Linked DNA regions of Homo sapiens: region 1 is linked to region 2. Evidence: chromatin contacts called from ENCODE Hi-C or POLR2A ChIA-PET data. All regions are on one chromosome and are shown on one strand. The core of a region is the stretch at or near the end of the contact, and the rest is flanking DNA. Distances in the headings are between cores, read along the strand shown.

Evidence for each region. Hi-C counts contacts between places; a loop is a spot of excess contacts on that map. ChIA-PET counts read pairs that join two places held with the same protein, here RNA polymerase II (POLR2A). Pooled maps may share reads with other maps.
Region 1: a loop to region 2 is called in a map with no recorded cell type, with 1.8 times the contacts of the local background. The contact joins two enhancer-like sites. A Hi-C loop is called at or near these places in 1 of 37 single-sample maps with no recorded cell type and 1 of 50 pooled maps. POLR2A ChIA-PET finds 5 or more read pairs at or near these places in 1 of 52 experiments (A673).

Annotation. Positions count from the first base shown.
Region 1 is chr15:33,143,251-33,147,254 of GRCh38, forward strand. The region is part of intron 4 of FMN1 (formin 1); the gene reads right to left. Among named protein-coding and RNA genes, the nearest start is that of FMN1, 49 kb to the right of the region's middle. RefSeq lists an enhancer at 2,070-3,269. Within about 2 kb of position 2,446, at least 3 of the 41 ENCODE cell types and tissues checked have a DNase peak (open chromatin) inside an H3K27ac peak, as active enhancers do.
Region 2 is chr15:32,906,208-32,909,753 of GRCh38, forward strand. It overlaps FMN1 (formin 1), which reads right to left. Exons shown (of 21, transcript NM_001277313.2): 12 at 2,283-2,371. Among named protein-coding and RNA genes, the nearest start is that of GREM1-AS1, 190 kb to the left of the region's middle. Within about 2 kb of position 2,109, at least 4 of the 41 ENCODE cell types and tissues checked have a DNase peak (open chromatin) inside an H3K27ac peak, as active enhancers do.

The sequences.
Region 1 (4,004 bases), core at 1,196-3,695, 240 kb after region 2:
CAAAATAGGGTAACAGCATCTAACATTGATAATAATCACATGATATGACATGAAACCAGTTTCATTGTTTAACATAGGAAAAATGTGAAAAATGTGTCCCTGTTACCAGTTTTCAGACTAAGTTATCTCATCATTAATCCATCCATTTATTCATTCATTCAATAGAACACTTACTGAGTATATGTCATTGGTCAGTTTCAGTAACTGACCCAGGTATACAATGATGAATGTGATACCATTGCTATCTTTGAGGAGAGATTTTTTTAAAAACCAAAAATAAAGAGACATCTGTTTCCATTTTGAAGTGTTCTATCACTAGCAGAAACAGGTTCCAAATGAAGATGGGACACCAAGAACAAAGCAAGGCAAACCCATTTTACTCTGCTGGGTGGCATGTCAGCTGCAGGAATTCCCAATCATCCTGTCTGATTACTCCTAAGGACAATTTGTCGCTTGCAGCCACTGCCTTATCACTGTAAGTTGGAAGGTTGTTTTTAATTAAAGTCAACAATCATAATTTTCTTAAAAGAATCAGTACCTATTAATTTACTGTTTATGAAACTGCAAAGCATGCATCCAAAGTAAAAGATAAGGTCCTACATTCAAAAGCTTGATAAGAGCTAAAGATTAAGTTCTTTATCACAGAAGAATCGCTGAGTTAATATTATAAAAATACAGATGAGAGGCAGATAATATGTCTTGAGGTCCAAAACCTATCGCCTTGATAGAAATATGATATGGAAATCAGTAGGGACAAAATTACTATTAGATGCAGAAATTGAGAACACTTTGAAGAGAGAAAATGTGACTTCACGTGATTCAGAAATGATTGGGAGGAAGAAAGGGGACCTTTGTTTTTCTTTTCTTTTGCTCTTTCATCCTTTAAGATTTCACACTGAAATGACATTAGTAGTCAGACATACCATTCCAATTCCTTTCTGACTTGATTTAATTTAGAAAATTTTAAAACCCTGATTTAATTCAAAGGCTACCGAGTGAGCCAGTTTGAAGCTAGACACTGTGGGGAGTACCTCAGAGGTATCCTATACGATCTCTGCCCTCAAGTTTTTTTATTAATGCAAATTAGGTAGAAATCCAATATTAGGCCGGGCATGGTGGCTCACTCCTGTAATCCCAGCACTTTGGGAGGCCGAGGTGGGCGGATCATGAGGTCAGGAGATCAAGACCATCCTGGCTAACACGGTGAAACCCCCATCTCCAGTAAAAATACAAAAAATTAGCCGGGCGTGGTGGCAGGTGCCTGTAGTCCCAGGCTACTCGGGAGGCTGAGGCAGGAGAATGGCATGAACCCGGGAGGCGGAACTTGCAGTGAGCCGAGATTGCGCCACTGCACTCCAGCCTGGGCGACAGAGCTAGACTCCGTCTGAAAAAAAAAAAAAAAAAAAGAGAAATCCAATATTAACCTACACAAAACAATAAAATATCGATAAAGATGCTATATAAGTAAGTGCCTTAAAAAACAAGCAGCAAATGTAGCAGCTTTAATCAAGAACAAATCAGCAAATCCACATCGAATAAACAACTCATTGTGAGCTATTCTTTGTAGCATCATTTCATCATTGGAAAATACCAAAAGGAGTGGGATTTTAAAATCCTTTCTGCCCCTATGAACCAGCAATGATGTGTAATTATAATAAAGCTAATTTTAAAAAGTGCTTTATGAACTATTTTCATTGATATTATTTCATTTGATTCTCAAAAAACCGCTATGAAATTTGACATAATTCCTTCCAGCAACTGCAATCAGGGGAGTAATAACAAGCTAAAAAATCGGTATTTCACTGACTCTACCGATTTTGGTGCTTCCCTCTCCCCCACACCAATTTCCCCTGAATCATTCTAGAAATCATGTGTGCTCGTGGATGTAATCCTTCCTCCTCATCACTGCTTTCATCTCTTGCTTCGGCTGCACAAGGTGCCTCTTGATGCTTCCAAAATGGGCACCAGGGCTGCTGTAGTCAAAGGTGCCAGATGTGTTGCCCAAGGCACAACTGCCTACCTCTCCCGCTTCTCCTTGGGATAAGACAAAATCTCATTCATTCTACCATCAATAAAACCACACTGGATAAAATCTAGTTCATTATGCCCTTTCACACCGTGCTTCCATAGCACCTCCAATAGGGACACTGCTTCCCCAAGTCTGTACATCCTGTTATGCAGAATTTGCTTTCAATGTCCTAAAGAAATTTTAGTAACATTACTCTTTAAATTTTCACACTGCTTTTTTTATGGCAGTCCTCTCTCCCTATCTCCAGGCATGAATCCATGGGGCTGGCGCAACAGAAAATCTGGAGAACATACGTCATGCTATTTTCAGTGTTGTCCCTCCCCGTGGTAGCCGCTACCCTCGGATGTGGCTCAAATTCTTGCTTTCCTTAAGATGAGCTTTGTCCTGTGATGATCATCCCAGCCCTCAAGCAGAAGACTCTGGACGGGCATGACTGTCAAATTATCCAGACATGCCCAGACAAGTCTGAATCCTAGGGAGAACATAGCTGAGGCCCAAGCTGCACACCTTATTTACTCTCCACAATTCCTCTGGGCTCACCTGGAAACCAACAGCTTTACTCAGTCACAGGAGCACTTCTGAGTTCTCCCTCTAAACACAAAACTGAAACTAAAGACTTGAACGTTTTAGAAAAAATACGTGAAATCTGAATGAACTGATTTGTGACTTTATTGTGAATAAAACCGTATTACCATGAATTTTTTTTTTTTTTTTGAAATGGAGTCTCTCTTTGTCACCCAGGCTGGAGTTCAGTGGTGCAATCTCGGCTCACTGTAACATACTTCTCCCGGGATCAAGAGATTCTCGGGCTTCAGCCTCCCGAGTAACTGGGACTATACCATGAATTACTAATACAAAAATCTGAATCTCAGCGTTTGAAGTCCTCACTCACTTGCTTAGCGTGAAACCCAGTCCTCAAGAGAGGAAGTCCCTACCTCTCTTGAACAGCTCTTCAATACTGCAAAACTGTTGGGCTTCTGATGATAAAGTTCTTTCATTTCTTTTTGCCAAAGCTCCTTCTTCCTCAAGTGTAGGGGCCCTCCCAGGAGGATGAGGAAATGTTTGTCCAAGACATTCTGGCCCAGAAGTGTTCTCTCTTGGTACTTTTCCTTCAGTAGTTTGTTGTTCCTCCCTATTATCCAACATCGTTCCAGGACCCCTCAAATCCGTCTGTATCCCATACATCTCTGAATTCCAATTCTGACCTGATTTCAAGTTCTTTCCTATAAGGCTCTGAGCCTTGTTTCAATGTACTGGAACAATCCATGACTGTGAAAAAAAAATTCCTAGAACCTTCTATGAGAGGGAAGAAACTCCAGAACATGCCATGATAGGAGGCTGAGCTGCCGGGGCACACAGAGGAACTCCAAGGGGATGGTATGACCTAATATCACAGCCCAGGGGCCACAAAGATACATTAGATATGGTCTGATTCCAATTTCAAAATTATCTAACAGAAGTCACTATCCCTGTAAGTGATCAGAAAGCAAATACAGTGAGATCGGCACCACAGTCATTTATCTGCTCACAGCTATCAAGAGGAAGGGGGTGGGGCCGCAGTGGTATCTGCTGTTTTCAAAAAGTGCTTTCTCAGGATTCCCTAAGAAATAAAACAAAACAGGCCGTGGCTCACCCCTGTAATCCCAGAACTTTGGAAGGTCGAGGCGGGCAGATCACGAGGTCAGGAGTTCAAGACGAGCCTGGCCAACGTGGTGAAATCCCATCCCTACTAAAAATACAAAAACTAGCCAGATGCACACCTGTAATCCCAGCTAGCTGGGAGGCTGAGGAAGGAGAATTCCTTGAACCTGGGAGGCGGAGGTTGCAGTGAGCCAAGATCACGCCACTGTACTCTAGCCTGGGAAACAAGAGCGAGACTCCGTCTCAAAAAAAAAAAAAAAAAGAAATAAAACAAAACATACGCTTTCAATATTCAGTACTCTGCTTTATCAGTTTGATATAATACTTGTAATCC
Region 2 (3,546 bases), core at 859-3,358:
CTCGGTGGTTAAGGGGTTGGCAAATTGCAGCCCACAGGCCAAAACCAGGCCACCACTTGTTTTTGTATGGCCCATGAATTAAAAGAACGATGTTTACGTTTCTAAATTGTTGAAAAAAGAGTCAACAGAAGGACAACATTTTATGACATGTAAAAATGACATGAAATTCAAATTTCAGTGTTCATAAGTAAAATGTCATTGGGGCACAGCGATACCCATTTGTTTATATACTGCCTGTGGTTGCTTTGGCACAGCAATGGCTGACTTGAATATTTGTAACATCCCGTAAGCCACAAAGCCTAAAAGACTTACTATCTAGTCCTTTACAGGAAAGGTTTGCCAACTCCAGGCTTAGAGGAGAATATTACTGTGTAACTTGGTATAACCAGCACTACCCAAGTGCTTTGATATGCCCACTGTGCCCCAATACAACCAAATGGCCTTTTCAGTGTTGAAACAGCCCATTATTAATCACTTTACTTTCAGTCATTAGCACCGTAAGAGGGATTCATTTGTTATAATAGGAAATATGACTTGGAAATAAACTATAGGATCAGTTGAGGGTAGGGATTGGTAAGGAAGGTGTCTCAAGTCAGTGGAACAAGACAGCAAGGGAACCTCACTTGACTTGATTCACAATATTCCTAGGCTTTAGAAACCTACTTTGAGGGGGGATCCTGGACCATGCTCCATGTGAGAGCAAGTCATCCAAGGTTCCCAGAACCATCATGTAGGTTTGTCGTCAACTGAGTAAACCCAGAATTCTCTTCCCAACTCCCATCCTCAGCCATTTAAGATGTTTTCCTGAGTCTAAATGTCCAGGCATCCATGGGGACTGAGGTATTCTAGAGCAGCTGTGCCCAACCTTTTTAGCACAGGGACCGGTTTCGAGGAAGACAATTTTTCCACAGGCCAGGGGTTGGGGTTGGAGGTGGGATGGTTTCAAGATGATTCAAGCACATTACATTTATTGTGCACTTTATTTCCATTATTATTACATTGTAACATACAATGATATAATTATACAACTCACCATAATCTAGGATTAGTGGGAGCCCTGATGGTCCCTCTAGCTTCCTGCAACTAGATGGTCCCATCTGGGGGTGATGGGAGACAGTGACAGATAATCATTAGATTCTCATAAGGAGCGTGCAACCTGGATCGCTCACATGCGCAGTTCACAATAGGGTTTGTGCTCCTATGAGAATCTGATGCTGCTGCTGATCTGACAGGAGGCGGAGCTCAGGTGGTAATGCCGGCTTGTCTCTCACTCACCTCCTGCTGTGTGGCCTGGTTCCTAACAGGCCATGGGCTGGTACCAGTCTGTGGCCCAGGGGTTGGGGACCCGTTTCTAGAGGACCCAAGGGACAAGGCATGGAACTCCAGTGCAAGCCGGAGAACCTTGGAAGTTTCTAGGGCTGACTGGTAACCCTGATCTGATAGCTCCATTTCTGCTTCATTTTCTACACTTGCCTCATCTCTAGATTGAGAGGGTTGGCCTGAACTGGACAAAAAAAATTCAAGGTAGCAACAGGCAAAAGAGGCCCTCTGAACCTGTGTCAGAGGACACAGGTCCTCTGAACCCATTTTACAGTCTCACAGAGTCCTAAGCCCTGGAAAGCTGGGCAGGGTCGTGGGGCTGCAGAGCCCCGGGAGCTTATCTATGGCTTCGAGACCCCAAGAGTCACTCAGTTACACCCCGGAGTTCTGGGTCTTCAAAGCCTATGGAACGGCATCACAAACAACAGAGCAAGCAGCCATAGATAGTGACTGGAGAGAAAAACAAGCATGTACAGAGTGAGGGTGAGAAAAAGCCACATTTGGGCAGAGCAGGTGGAGAAGTTTGGGGAAAAGCTAGCACATTCAGGCTGCACTTACTGGATATGACCTTTAGGAAAATAAACTTGAATTCTGTGACTCTGATATCATCTTTTTAACTTCATCAAGAGAACCTTAAACAGAACAATGCCTTCTTCCTTCCTCAGTTACCCTTTTGGTCAAATTGTTTAGTCTAGGAGGAATTAACAAGTTGCTAGAAAAAGAAAGGGGAGTCTCTTGGGGTGGGGGAGGGGGGTGAGACACACTGTATCCAACAGCACAAATCTCAGCGCTGCTTTTCCCGGCAGCAGGGTCATCCTGCTGCATGCAACAGGTCACAGGAATGACGGTGTTGTGATTTAGCTGGCTGCACATTTAGATTTGGTTATTCTGAGCTGGGAGACAAGAAGACAGAAATTGCAGTTCTCCTTTTGGCCTAACAGAAAAATGTTAAGTATCCTTACTGCTCAGGTTTATCCAGCAGCTTCAGTTCTTCTTCTTTGGATGTCTCGTAATACTTTCTTATTTTAACCAGCTCATCCTCTTGGGCTCTCTGTATCAAAATAGAAAACAAAACCAAAAAAAAAAAAAAAAAAAAGGGAAGTGAGACTCTGGCTATGGCAGTGGGTCTCAAAGTCTCGAAGTGTGGTTCCTAGACTAGCAGCATCAACAACATCACCTGTCACTTGTCAGAAATGCAAATTATTGGCCCACCCTAGACACAAGAACTTGGGGTGTGGGTGGGGGTGGGGGGATGCAAGCCCACTGGGTGATTCTGATGCATGCTCAAGTTTGAGATTCAATGCAAATGGACCTAACAAGTACACGCAGCTGGACACAGAAGTACAGCTATTTGAGCTCTACTTTTGAATCCCCCATCTCTTCCTCTGTAAGGAGGCTGGGGGAATATTGTTCTTAGAATTTGTTTCCTTACTCTTAGAACAGCCCTAAATTATATGAACTCGCAGCTCTTTCATTTCTAGTCAACAACGTCCCTTTTTCCAAATTTCGTAAGCACTCATTGTCTGTACCACTTATTTTGGCATTGAGTCACTTACTTTCTCAATTTATCCAACTATTTCAGTTGAATGAAGCTTATCTCTACTGTGAGCTAACAAGCGGCAACCATGTGCTTAGTCCTGAGCTCATGGTAACAACACAAAGCATCTGGAAGGTACTGCCTTTGACAAAGTTCTTTAACATGAACCACTGTATCCTCATTTTACAGATTATTCCACTGAGGCTTGTACTAAGCAACTGTTAAAGAGCTTCAGACTTGGAACTCCCTCTTTCTGCCTCTATACCTTGCTGACCTCCAAGTATTCAAGTGCATAATTAGCTCCCAATGGCCTGGTATTTGTGTACTTTCTGGTTTATTAACGAAAGCTTTACTAGTGGAAACGTGAGAAGTTCCGACCCACTTGTACTAAGTAGCTCCTGATACATATAAAGATGTGAAAATGAGCAAGGAATTGGTGATGCCACCAAGCCTAGACTATTAGACTATGGAAATCTTCTGTAAGAAACTTAAGGTCCCAGGGGACATAAATATGAAACGAATCATCTTTTGAACTGGTGACCACAGTACACTATAGAGCCCTAGACAGCTTCCTGGGAAATACCATTACTTAAGAGAATGTGGTTCAATCTATGTTTTTGTAGCCTAACAGTCAGTGAACCAAAACAATGAACAATCATGGGAATTCTGACTCTCCTGTGTTGTCTTCT